2 separate regions of the Homo sapiens genome follow, and region 2 is linked to region 1. A link is a contact called in ENCODE Hi-C or POLR2A ChIA-PET data. All regions are on one chromosome and are shown on one strand. Each heading gives the region's core, a stretch centred on a gene start or an enhancer-like site at or near the end of the contact. The rest is flanking DNA. Distances are from core to core; before and after follow the strand shown. Region 1 overlaps RUBCNL (rubicon like autophagy enhancer). Region 2 holds the start of RB1 (RB transcriptional corepressor 1).

What was found. A loop is a pair of places that touch in the nucleus more often than their neighbours do. ChIA-PET counts read pairs that join two places held with the same protein, here RNA polymerase II (POLR2A). Pooled maps may share reads with other maps.
Region 2: a loop to region 1 is called in a pooled map, with 3 times the contacts of the local background. The contact joins the promoter of RB1 here to the enhancer-like site in region 1. A Hi-C loop is called at or near these places in 1 of 37 single-sample maps with no recorded cell type and 2 of 50 pooled maps. POLR2A ChIA-PET finds 5 or more read pairs at or near these places in 1 of 52 experiments (activated T-cell).

Annotation. Positions count from the first base shown.
Region 1 is chr13:46,378,826-46,385,863 of GRCh38, reverse strand. The region is part of intron 1 of RUBCNL (rubicon like autophagy enhancer); the gene reads left to right. Among named protein-coding and RNA genes, the nearest start is that of RUBCNL, 4.9 kb to the left of the region's middle. RefSeq lists an enhancer at 3,387-3,436. Within about 2 kb of position 3,548, at least 4 of the 41 ENCODE cell types and tissues checked have a DNase peak (open chromatin) inside an H3K27ac peak, as active enhancers do.
Region 2 is chr13:48,299,315-48,306,352 of GRCh38, reverse strand. RB1 (RB transcriptional corepressor 1) reads right to left here and starts at 2,602. Exons shown (of 27, transcript NM_000321.3): 1 at 2,304-2,602. The coding sequence starts at 2,440. RB1-DT (RB1 divergent transcript) reads left to right here and starts at 2,651. Exons shown (of 3, transcript NR_046414.2): 1 at 2,651-3,062; 2 at 3,861-4,014. RefSeq lists enhancers at 1,591-1,660, 1,901-1,950, 2,025-2,748, 2,749-3,474 and a silencer at 2,161-2,450.

The DNA of each region.
Region 1 (7,038 bases), core at 2,299-4,798:
GGAACTTTGATGAAAATTGAGGGTCATAGCCTTGGAGCGGGGTGAGGGGTTAGATTTGACTGGACATAGTCTTCATGCAACCGTTTAACAACAAAAACATTGTTGGCTGAGTTCTTGTTTTTTGATACAAGGAACATTCTGTCGGAGCCAAGGTTAAACATCCAAGAGTAAACGTTTGTTGGTTTTTTTTTTTTTTTGCATGATCTTTAGAGGATAAGTAAAAAACTAAAGAAAGGCTGCATTGCTTGCTGACACATTTTTTCCCCACCCATCTGAAGGCACACAAATAATAGCACTGGCAAATTTGAATAGTTTCCCTTGTTACCAAATCTACGTTCTTATTTCTAATATGGAACGATTATTTCTAGTATGGAGAGAAATATGGAATTTCTAATATGGAAGATTTAGCATGGTGTGTCATTGTAAAAATTTAGGCAGTTCTTGGATAAGTATGTCCAGCCTTCCAGAGACTATAAGTGTAGTAATATTAGTGCCTGTTAGTCATATTGTGTATCTTCCTGATACCCAATTAGATCTCTGATTGTTTTTTCTTTTTAATTAAAAGGAGCTGAAAGATGACTCAGTTAAGAAGCTGGAAAATAAAACCAGGTCTCTGTAACTGTGCTGTCTTATTCTGAACTGAAAGTCTTTCTGCAATAATAATGATGGTGATAATAAAGCTAACCTTCATAGGACATTGTGTACCAGACTGATACACGTGCTACAATTCTGTTCGTTCTCACACCATCCTTCATGGGGGAGGTTAAGAGCATTGCTCAAAATCACACAGCTAATAAGTCATTTTTCTCAGATTGGCGTTAAAATTATATTTAATTGGGTCCTGTGTGTGCGAGTGTTTTAACTTTTGCATTGTCTTTTATCCCACACACGGAGGCAACATGGATGGTGAGACTAGGGGCTATGGACAAGGTTCCAGGGTTTGGACTTGAGCATGCTGCTGAGTGGCTATGTGGTCATCACTTTACTTCCTTTTCTAACCCGTAAAATGATGATAATAATTCTACATTGAATGAATCCTTTGTTTCTACTGAGCCCAAAGTCTGCTCCGTAAAGGTAAAATACTTCTCAGAGTGTAGAAAGAAAAGTTTCAGATTCAAGCCTTTTTGTCATCAGTAGGCTGGAAAATGAATAGAAGTTAGAATAAACTATACACTTAATGTGATTTTTCCAACAATTATGTTGAAAAATTGTTCAAAAATGCATTCATTCCAATGATCCTTAGCTTTATATTTATTAAAAGAAGTAAATGTAAATTAGACCTCAACGTTTTTTTTTAACAGGTAACGTTGAAAAGCACCCACAGTAAGCAGGTACTGTTTGCTGGTTGATTTTAGATGATGAAAATTGTAGAGTAAGTACGTTTGCAGAAAACTGTAGAGTAAGTACAATTATAGAGTAAGTATAAGAAGAATTGTATTCAAAGGTATTGTATTATTCTTATAAAGAAATGTATTCTTCTTATACTTTTTTACGTTCTTTTATTCCGACAAGCTAGAGTTGATCAGAAAAGAACTGAATTCCAAAAATATGTTTAGGGCACTTCCCTATTCTCTCTGTATTTACTTGGAAATGATTCTTAGAAGTTTTTGGCATGGGACTTTTAAGTTTGTTAAGTGAAGGGACTAGCACTTATCTATATGCATATTTTGCAAGTATTTTTAAAAATATGGCTCAATTGTTAAATCATTTTATTCGTCCCATGACTTATATAAAAATCTGGGGGTTTTTTGGTTGCTCACTTTTAGTTTAGGCTTGGTTTTATGGTGATCTGGGCTCAGGGAGGTAGACATGTCAATGTCATTAGCATTGCCAAGGTATAGGCAGTCTGCTGCATGCTGTGTGAATATTAATATTCTGAAGAGATATTTGAGTCCACAAGATTTAAAGATCTTCTGTTCACCGCTGTGCTTGTAGAATTAGGGCTAAATTAGTTTAGCCTGGGCCTCCTGGGTCTTGGTCATTTGAAAATAGCTCCTCAAGTAGGCTGGCTATGTGTCTTAGTATAGCAGAAACAATTCATTATTCACTCCATGTGTCGTCTATTATACTGTGAAATTACAGATGATAGTTTTCTTGCTTTCTGTTTTTCCAAACAGTGCCACCTGGACTTGTGGGTTTGGCTCATATACTGACTGTTTCTTAATCAAGATAGCTTTAATAGTCTTCACCCTACCCCCATCCTCCAGCTGCCCTTTGGATGTTGCTGTGTAGAAACCAAGAGAGTTCATTTTTGTTGGGGGCTGGGCTAGGTTGCTAATAATCTGAAGCACCATGAAGGATTCTGACCTAATCAAGGCATAAGGAAATGATGTGTGTGTGTGTGTAGAAAATTTGGAACTGTGCCAGGCACAAAGTAAATGTCATATAAGCATTAGTTATGAATTGATGAGGAGGAAGGTGTCAGAAGATGAATGCTGTAGAGAAGGCTATGGGGCAGTACATGGAGAGAGTGGTTATCTGTAGAGATGTGGTTTTGTCATAGGTGATGGGAAAGGTCTCAGTTTGAAGGTGATGGGTAAGGTCTTCATTTGAATAAAGATCCACAAGAGAGTATGGGTAGAGGGGCATAGAGGTGTCCAGGTAGCAGATAAGGAGGTCAGATAGGCAACCTAGGGACTCCTGGACAGATGTAGCAAATTGAAGGTTTTTAGAAAACTTAAACGGGAATTTTTTAATGGAAAATTTCAAACTTAAACATAGAATAGTACAATGAACAACCTTCTCCCTTCTCCCAGCTTCGGCAGTTATCAACATGGCCAGTTGTGCTTCATCCATGTTGCCCACTGGCATTATTTTAAAGCAAATTTAAGAAATTCTACCAATTATTTCTATTTATCGTCCCCACTGACATTCTATCAGTTATTTCTAAATACTTCTGTATATATATTTCTAAAAAATAGGCACTTAAAACATAACCACAATACTTAACTTTTTTTACCTTGTTTATCATCTGTAAATCTTGGCCTTAGAGCCTTCTTGCAGCACTGGTTGAAAGATAAGCATGGATAGGCCAGGCGCGGTGGCTCATGCCTGTAATCCCAGCACTTTGGGAGGCTGAGGCGGGTGGATCACTAGGTCAGGAGATCGAGACTAGCCTGGCCAACATAGCGAAACCCAGTCTCTACTAAAAATACAAAAAAAATTAGCCGGGCATGGTGGTGGGCGCCTGTAATCCCAGCTACTTGGGAGGTTAAGGCAAGGAGAATCGCCTGAACCTGGGAGGCAGAGGTTGCAGTGAACTGAGATCATGCCACTGCACTCCAGCCTCGGTGACAAGAGCGAAACTTTGTCTCAAAAAAGAAGATAATCTTGGATGTCTGGATTCCTTAGGGTAGGGTCTGACAGTAGGTGCTCAATTGCTAGTGGTCATCTGTTGTCTTTACCAGCCCTTGATTTTTTTTTTTCTTTTCCTTTTCTAGATAGTTCTATCATGACAATTTCACTTTTACTTCCTCTTTCTTCTCCTTACCTATTTTTGACACATTTATTCAGTATTTCCCGTATCTACTCTCTACTTCTCCTTTTAACTTTCTCCTATCCTTTCAGTATTTTTGTTCACAGCCTGGTGTGTAGCTTGTGCTCTTTTGATCCCTGTAGCCCATGAAATACAGCTCCCTTTAGTTCTAGATCTTTTTGAAGGGAGATGAGCATTTCCTATTCTTATTTTTTAAAAAATACTGTTACTGAGATTGAGATAGAATTTACATGCCAAATGCTTCACTGATTTAAAGTGTACAAGTCTAGCCAGGCATGGTGGCTCTTGCCTATAATCCCAGCACTTTGGGAGGCTGAACTGGGAGGATTGCTTGAGGCCAGGAGTTTGAGACCAACCTGAGCAACATAGTGAGGTCTTTCCTCTACAAAAATAAAAAATTGGCCAGATATGGTGGCACACCTGTGGTCCTAGCTGCTCTAAAGGCTGAGACAATAGGATCACTAGAGCCCGGGAGGTCAAGGCTGCAGTGAGCCATGATCATGCCACTGCACTCTAGCCTGAGCAACAGAGGCCGAGGCGGGCAGATCACCTGAGGTCAGGAGTTCGAGACCAGCCTGACAAACATGGAGAAACCCTGTCTCTACTAAAAATACAAAAATTGCCGGGCGTGGTGGCGCATGCCTGTAATCCCAGCTACTCTGGAGGCTGAGGCAGAAGAATCACTTGAACCCAGGAGGCAGAGGTTGCAGTGAGCCGAGATCGCACCATTACGCTCCAGCCTGGGCAACAAGAGCGAAACTCCGTCTCGAAAACCGAAAAAAGAAAAGGAAAAAAAGTGTACAAGTCAGTGATTTTCAGTGTATTCACAAATATATGCCATCATTACCACAGTTGATTTTATAACATTTTCATCACCTCAAAAAGAAACCTGGTACCCTTTAGCTGTTCCCATCCCACCACCCTAAGCAACCACGAATCTCCTTTCTATTTCAATGGATTTGCCTATTCTGGACATTTTATATATATATATATATGAAATGTCTTTTGTTTCTGGCTTTTTTCACTTAGCATAGTCATTTCAGTGCTCATCCATGTCAGAGCATAAATTAGTACTTCATTTCTAATGATGGTTGAATAACATTTCATTGTACGGATATAGCACACTTTGTTAATTCATCAATTGATGGTCATTTCATTTGTTTCCACTTTTTGGCTATTATGAATAGTGCTGCTAGAAATATTCGGGCACAAGTTTTTGTGTGAATGTGTGTTCTCATTTCTCTTGGGTATATATATCCAGGAGTAGAATTATTAGATTAAATGGTAACTGTATATTTAGTATTTGAGGAACTGTCAGACCATTTTTCCAATATGGCTTTCCATTTTATTTGCCCAAACATGGAAATCTAGCCATTTTTCAAGTGCAGCTGCCTACCTTTACTTTGGGTAAATTTCTGTATTAATATTTTTTCACTGTCTTAGTTATCAAATTCTGTTGCATGTAAATCTGGTTTTTTTTAATATATGTAAAGTTTTTAGGTAGAATGTTAATTTAGTGGTGGTCCCCAAAGTGGAGGGCATTTACCTTTAAGTGTAAGATGATTCATTGGAAAGAAAGAACAAAATTCTATTTTTACATATGCTGTATGTATCCTAATGTATTAGCATAGCTGTACACATGTAAGGTGTATAAATTAATATTCTTATATTAGATCTGTGTGGTGCAAAGTTTTTTTATACAAGTATGAATAATAATAAAATTTTGTGAACAATTGTCCAGAGGCATGAAATCAAATATACCTATGTAGGTCTTAATCCTATATTTTATGACATGTCTGATGGGAAAGTTCTTAAAATTACTTTGCTAATGAAATTGAAAATAGCCTGCTAATTTCAGCCCACACGGAATGTGTGAAATACCAGTGGAAACAGCTTTGGATCAGGTTCAGACTTTTGTTTTTGTCCTACTTCTGCTAATTACTAATGGCGAGACTTTGGGTAAGTCCCCTAATGGTCTCCATTTCAGTTCTCAACTTGGCATAATAACACCTGAAATTTTGCAAATTATAACTTTGCAGAATGAGACTGGGAAGGGCGTCATATGCAGCGACCAGAGGGAGTTAGTCATTTGGGTGTTTTGGGCAACCCTGCAGTTCTTTTAGGTGAAATATTCAATTTTCCATGAACTTTGCCTTCCCCTTCTTACTTACCCATTTCTCTTGATTGCTTTCTGTCCTTCTGTTGTGTTCTTCTGACAGCAAACCTTCAAAATTAATGGTCATTACCAAAGGCTAAATCAGCTGGAGTGGAGTCCTTTGTGATACCACCCAGCCAGGGAAACAGTATAGCACTGTTTCCTTTCTGCTGCTTTTATTACAACATAGTATAGAGTATATAGATGAAATAAGAAAATTGCAGTTTACTGCAATTCCTGGACACTGTTTTGGAAGCTGTTGAGTTAAATTATTGGGCATCTTGATGGTTTCTATTTGATATGTGATAGTTTTAGGCTCTGTTATTCTCTTTGGGATGTGAATCTTTGCCTAACGTCAAAGCATGAAGAGAAGTAGATCCTGAGAAAGAAGGGAAGAAGTTCTGGGGAACTGTGGTAACCAAACAGCTCACATGCTACAGTTGAAGATTTATTCATGCTCTACTCAGTATTTGTTTATTACTGGCTGTGCTTAGTAACGTACCATAAAATTGATAAAAATGAATTTTACTTTTCACTCTAGACTCTTATTTATTTGTGATTTCTATTCTCTAGTATCCTTTATTCTAAGGAAGTGGTTGATGAACATTTAGGTCATGATTTCTAATTTCTTCTAAAGGGTGACATCCATTCTTGACTTCCTTTCTTGGGTGACAAGGAAATAAACAACATAACCATATCTAGGTATCGTTTGATAATTTGTTCATGATTTCATTCATAAGTGCAAAGAATATATTTATTGAACACCTATTATTGCCACTGGTCTGGGTTCTGGGGACAAAGCAGTGTCCAAAATACGTTATTTTAAAAAGTGCCCTCGGCCGCCTGCGGTGGCTCATACCTGTAATCCCAGCACTTTGGGAGGCCGAGGTGGGTGGATCACCTGAGATCAGGAGTTCGAGACCAGCCTGGCCAACATGGTGAAACCCTGTCTCTACAGAATACTAAAAATTAGCCAGGCATGGTGGCGGGCACCTGTAATCCCAGCTACTTGGGAGACTGAGGCAGGAGAATTGCTTGAACTTGGGAGGCAGAGGTCACAGTGAGCCGAGATTGTGCCTGGGCAACAAGATGGAAACTCTGTCTCAAAAAAATAAATAAATAAAAATAAAAGGGCCCTCATAGATTTAACATTCTGGGGGGTACTAGTCATTGAGGTTAGATACAATGAGATTTGTGCTAAAGAGAGAAATAGAGCTAAAGAGAGGGATAGGAACTGTTTGGGAGGGGCAATTACCAGTTTTTATAGGGTGACCAAGGAAGCATTACTGACAAGGTAAGATTTAAGGTGTGTCTTTACTCTGATGCCCCCAGTTGTGTATTCAATAGGCAGTTAGTATTGGGGCATAGAAAATCCTAAAACCTAAAT
Region 2 (7,038 bases), core at 1,353-3,852, 1.9 Mb before region 1:
GCTCACTGCAGTCTCAAACTCCTGGGCTCAAGGGATCCTCCCACCTCAGCCTCCTGAGTAGATGAGCCTACAGGTGTGCCACAGCCACTGGCTAATTTTTTAAAATTTGTTTTAGAGACAGGGTCTTGTTTTGTTGCCCAGGCTCCTCTCAAACTCCTGGCCTCAAGCAATCTTCCCATCTTGGCCTCCCAAAGTGCTGGCATTACAGGCGTGAGCCAACATGCCTGGTCAGCTTTTTTGTTTTTTTAAAGACTGGGGTCTTGCTTTGTTGCCCAGGCTGGCCTCCAACTCCCAAGCTCATGTGATCCTCCTGCCTCAGCCTCCTGAGTAGCATGGACTACAGGTACGCGCCATCACACCCAGCTCGAAACATGATTAACCTTTGATTATTTCAACAATGAATGTGGTATGCTGTTCCTAGTGACAGTTTCCCTTCCAGCTACATTACTTAGGCCAGAGATAAGGCAACAGAAATAAGATCTAAACTCTCAAATCAGGAATGGAATCTGTCACTGGAGGTGCAGTTGGACTGAGCCTTGATTCCATCTCCAGGCAAGATGCTCAGTATCAGACTGCACGGCAGCGGTTCTACCCTTGCTGGTTAATTTATAGAGTTCAACTGTCTATGTTAATGAAACCCTTTGTGGGTATGGATAATCAAGAACAGACTGTATCTTGTATGGTTTTGACTTATAAGAGAATTTTTTATAGTTCCATTACTTAAAATATATAAAATGAGTTAAAAAATGAAAGAAACAGTCCTCTTTTTTCCAAGCAGTGGCCACAACGTCAATATTCCTGGTTACCCTACATTAGAGTATGCTTCCAAAGCTGTGTGCATAACATGGAATTCTTTAGAGTAGCCATTACTGCATTTTCCCAAGGGAAATTTGCAAGAATTGGATACATCAGAATTTAATCAGAAACTAAAGCCATGTCTTTTCCCAGAACATGCCCCAGACGTGGTTTTTAATTTTTTGTTGTTGTTATTTTGGTTTTTTAACGAATATGGTTTTTAACTGACCTATAAGACAGTCCATTTAAATATATAAATTTTTAATAGCCTTCCAGGGGCCATTTCCTAAATCCCACTTCAATCTTTTCTGCCGTGAATTGTTAGTGTATACCGAGTGGAAAGAAATGGGTGAGGGTGAAAGGATTTGGTGATAGACAAGAATGGGAGAGAAAATAGTGAAAAACAGAAACAAGTCCCATTCCCTCTGCAATGAACTTGTCTCAAAGTAGAACCAGTGCTGACAATAATGACAATTACACTCTTTCAATCATAGCTATTTAACCATAAAGTAGAAAAATCAAGAAAAGTAAGATGTTGTAATACAATAAATACTTCCCTTCAAGATCTAGTGCATTCGTATGGACTTGCTTAAATTTAGATTCCACTTAATAAGGGAAAACGAAAATTTCCATTTGCGCACAGAACCACTAATTTTGTGCCAAAAACAAAGGCAAAAAGAGGGGACACCAAGATCCTTGCTGGTTCAAAGTCAAAAGGCAAAATGGAAGAAATAATGAGACAAGCCGAAGCCGACTAACACGCAAGAAGAGTTCATCAAACAGGAAAAAAAAAAGTTTAGAAACTTTCAAGCACTTCTGGTAAATGTCTCATGAAAGTTTTGCCCATGTTTCAGTTCCTCTAAAGAGTTACGCTCCATCAATCACTACAGATGGCTTTGAGTCCCCAAGGCCTCGATGCATTATTGTTCTAAGGAAACGCCGCAAAGCTCCTGAGCCGAGTATCCTGTGGGCAATGGACACTCAGGACCCTGCGCTTCTTGTCCAAGGCTTTCTGGTCGGCCTCTCCCACAAATGGACTTCAGATGCAGTGCACGCCCGGAAGAAAATACTTCCCAACTGTTGCATCGCGTGAACCAAAACAGAAAGTCAGACGACCACCGGAGTACTCCAATTCTCCGGTGAAAAACTCTCCCACAGACACCATTTTTGTATTTTTATTTTTCATTTTTTGCGTCTGATGGACGCTCGCAACGACCCTCTGCCTCCGAGCCTCACAAGAGGGAACTGCACCTGTCACTTCGCTCAGGACCCTAGCCCCACCCGCCCGACACCTGTCAAGTTGAAGCCGAGACCCCTCGCCCAAGAACCCAGAATCCTGTCACCATTCTGCAGACGCTCCGCCGTGGCGGGGGGCAGGGAGGGCGCCTCCTCCCGCCGGGACCCGGCCCCTGGCGAGGACGGATCCCCGCCGAGCCGCCTTGGCGCCCGCCCTACGCACACCCGGGGCGCCCTTCCCGCGTGAGGCGACGGCGGCTCTGCTCGCTCACCTGACGAGAGGCAGGTCCTCCGGGCCGCTGTCCTGCTCTGGGTCCTCCTCAGGAGGGGGCGGCGGCGGCGGTGCCGGGGGTTCCGCGGCGGCAGCGGCGGCGGTGGCGGCCGTTTTTCGGGGGGTTTTGGGCGGCATGACGCCTTTCCGCGGCGGGAGCCAGCGAGCTGTGGAGGAGCGCCGGGGAGGACGACGCGCGCGCACGTCGGGGCACGCCCCGTCCTCTCCCGACTCCCGTTACAAAAATAATTTCAACGTCCCCTGAGAAAAACCGGACGCGCCCTCCCCCGCCCGGCAACTGAGCGCCGCGTCCAACCGCGGGAAAACGTCACTTCCGCCCGCGGCGTCACGTCCGCGAGGCTCCCGGGCCCGCCGGCGTCTGTGGGGAACTGGGGCGCTGGTCGGTGCGCGGGCTGGGACGCTAAGTCATGAGGAATTAAACTGGGAAACCTGGCGTGGGTCCAGGCGCCTTCCAGGAGGCATCCGGCGCGGCCCGGACGTGCTTCTACCCAGAACCACCCCCTCCAGGCCGGGGTGCACTTAACGGGGCTATACAAAGAGTCTGGTGGGTGACTGTGGGCCTCATCCCTATCCCGGGGTCTGATAGGGAAGACTCTCGGGCCCCGCAGGGAATATCTGGCTAGTGCACCCTCGGCGGGAGCGCCACTCTCCCTCCTTGGGCGGCGCCCCCCACCTCTCATCCCGCCCAATCCGTTTTGCAAAGTCGGCCAAAACAAAAACAAACTTGGAGCGCTGATAGGTGCGGAACTTTACCAGTCACTTAGAAGATAGAAAATGTTAGACACTTGCTGGCCTTTTGGGATCACTGGTTAGGGAAAGGAAGGGAGGGAGCTGTGGGGAATGAACGGATAGTAGTGTAATAAAGGATTGTAGTGGTGTAAGAACGGGAAGCACCGTGGAAACGTCTGAGGAAGATTTTCAGGGGAGCAGTAGCTGCTGAATAGAAGTCTGTCAGGCAGGCCTGACATTTACTATGTACCAGGAACTGTGCTGGCCACCTTACATAATTGTCTTATTTAATCCCCAGAAACAGCCTTTTTTTTCTTTTTCTTTCTTTCTTTTCTTTTTTTTTTTTTTTTTTTACTTTAAGTTCCGGGATACAAGTGCAGAACGTGTAGGTTTGTTACATAGGCATACGTATGCCATGGAGGTTTGCTGCACCTATCAACCCGTCATCTAGGTTTTAAGCCTTGCATGCATTAGCTAAGAAACAACGCTTTCCAATGGGTAGTATTAGCTAGTCTACGTTGCAGATGAGGAAACAGGCTCAGAGGAGTTAATTTGTCCAATACCAGGGCCGATGGGTAGCAGAGAATTTGAACTCAATTCTATTTGATTCCACTTGTCCATTATATTATGTTTGATGAAGAAAACAGTGACAGAGAAGGAGCATGTGCAAAGGCACAAAGACATCAGAAAAGAGCTTGCTGGGACTACCACCATCAAACATTGGCTTAAAGCTGTTATCACTTCTGTGTCTCGGTATTTGTACCAATAGATTATCTAGTTTGAATACATTTTTTTTTCTCTTTGGCAGACACTGTTATTGCCCATCTGAACTCGTCAACTGAGAAGGAAAGAGATGGTTTATGCTGTGAATAAAATACAGTTGTGCTGTGATGTAAATCCCCTCATCCTGGAGCAGCTGAGCAAGGTCTAAGGCAGGAAGAACCTTCAAGCAGGTCATGGCTGTAAGCCTCCTGAGTTTATCCCAGCAAGTTGTATAAGGGATTATCTTTTTATCTGCATATTATGACATATGTGAGGATGTGTAAAGGTTTGGCAAGCACTGGCCTACTCAACAGCCAGTCCTACCTAACTTCAGAAATCTTTCTTGTGGGCAAATGTCAGGAGATAGGGCCCAGGCCCAGGTCCAGCTACAAAGAATGAATACAATTAAAGTGCTACTTCCATTCACCTCACCCCAGATTAGTTTAGGCAAGAGCTCAGGATGCAGTTTTGACATTTGAAAGATAAGGAGTAGTCTGCTGGGAGCCTGATAAATTGAAACAGGGATGGCACAGTTCTAAATATTATTAAATAATAGTAATAATATTAAGTATTACTGAGGATGTGACACTTCTGATTGCTGCAGCCATTGTAACGTGAGGCAAGCCAACCTACAGAGAAGGTAGAAATGCTGATATTGGTGCAGGAGGAATTTCAAAAGAATCTGGATCCTCAGTGTTATAAATGAGCCTCTGATTTGGCCAGCCCTGGAGCTGACCTAAGCTGAGCTGAGGTTTTCACTTGTTTGCAACAGAAAGCATCATGACTGATAATGTTTCTCCTGTGCTTATCTTCAGGATAGAGACCAAATCTTGGGTATCATCATTGCCTTAGTACCTAGCACAGTGTTACACACACAGTAAATGCTTGCTTACTAAAAGTAGGGATGGCAGGAAAGTGAAGGAAAGTTCTAGGAACTGAAGTAAACTCTCTTCATACGTAGATATCACTTGCTTTATTTAAAACCAGTTTATCAACATCTAGATTACATTTATGTAATCTAGATTTATTTATTACCATATTACAATTATGATAAAGAGATTTCTCAATTTACAAAAGAATATATGTCTTGACCATGGATTAATTTAACTATGTTCACTAGTATGTAAAATATATTTTCCTGCAGCCATAAAAAGGAATGAGATCATGTCCTTTGCAGGAACATGGATGGAGCCAGAAGCCTTTATCCTCAGCAAACTAACGCAGGAACAGAAAACCAAACACTGCATGTTCTCACTTATAAGTGGGAGCTAAACAATGAGAACACATGGACATGAAGAGGGGAACAACACACACTGGGGGATTACTTGAGGGTGTAGGGTGAGAGGACAGAAGATCAAAAAACTACCTATCAGGTACTACACTTGTTACCTGGGTGGTGAAAAAATCTGTACACACCAAACCCCAGAGACACACAGTTTACCTATATAACAAACTTGCACATGTATCCCTAAACCTAAAATAATAGTTTGAAAAAAGTGTGGTGTATATATCATAATATATACACATAAATAGATACACACACACACACACACACACACACACACACACACATACACACATACATACCATAAAATAGACCCAGGAAGGGGAACAACACACACTGGGGCCTGTAGCGGGGAAGGGTGGGGAGAGGGAGAGCATCAGGAGAGCTAATGGATGCTGGGCTTAATACCATGGTGATGGGTTGATCTGTGCAGCACACCACCATAGCACACATTTACCTGTGTAACAAACCTGCACATCCTACACATATACCTGGGAGCTTAAAAGTTGAAGGAAAAAATAATAAAATATATTTTCATCCACACAACTCAGAAGCAATTGAGTTCACCATCAAAATCTTTAGTTTTCTGTTGCATTACCAAAGAAGTATTAGAATTTCGGCAGAGTCTAGACCAGGTACGGTGGCTCACGCCTGTAATCCCAGCAGTTTGGGAGGCCAAGGCGGGTGGATCACCTGAGGTCAGGAGTTTGAGACCAGGCTGGCAAACATGGTGAAACCACATCTCTACCAAAAATACGAAATTAGCTGAGTGTGGTGGCAGGTGCCTGTAATCCCAGCTACTCTGGAGGCTGAGGCAGGAGAATCACTTGAACCCAGGAGGCAGAGGTTGCAGTGAGCTGAGATCATGCCACTGCACTCCAGCCTAGGCGACAAGAGCAAGACCCCATCTCAAAAAATATATATATATATATATATATATATATATATATATATTTCAGCAGAGTCTTAAAAAAATTCCCCCTGAACTTCTTGAAATTCATGGATCTCTTCCAACCTGCTTGGTAATTTTAAGAAGATTGCTGTAAGACTCCTACAAAAAATATATGTATTTCTTAGATTTTCTATCTAGAGAGGGAACTCTCTTCAGTTTGAGACTCCTTCAGTGATATTAAAATTTGGGGAAGGGTCTAAAAAGTCTTCATCGTTCTAAAAAGCCTTCCTTCAAAGTTTTTATACCCCCAAGCTACCACACTATTTCCATTTCTTAACCATCTAGCTTCTTAGAAGGGTAGTCCCCATTGGTTCTCTCTGCTTCCCCAATTTCTCAGCCTGCTGGCCCCTGGCTTTCTTTCACTACCACCAAGAGCCCCCTTCTGAAATCACTCTTTCAAATGTCACTGATGATAGTTGTCAATCCCATGGCTTCTTTTGGTCCTCAACCTACTTGACCTTTCTTGCAGTCAATATAGTTAACCACTTCCTCTTAAAAATTCCCTAGTCTTCCACAAATCTATGGTCTCCTTGTTCTCCTCCCTTGTTACTTCACAAATTCCTTCATTAGTTCTCTTTCTGCCGGTCCCTTCAATGCAAGTGCTCCCTAGAGTAATGCTACTCAAAGTGTAGTTCTTGGACCAGTGACAGTCTGCGAACTGTTTGTGTTTAGTCCACAAGGAAATAAGTACAGAAATTAAAAGGATAAGTGCTTAGCAGTGTTTATATCAATTTGACATTTCAGGAATATCCGAGTGCATGATCATTGGACATTGCTTGTTAAACAGTTCAGGTATTCTTCAACCTGGTTCTTGAGTTGCAGGTGGCATGGTTGTGTCCCTGTCATATGCAATAGTACGATATTACAATGAGTAAAATTTCAAGGTTTGTCACCTGCAACCCAAGAGTAAAAATCTATGAAAATGTAAATATTTATTTACTTATATAACTTGTTATTTTTACAATCATTTTCATTTTTAATCAAGCC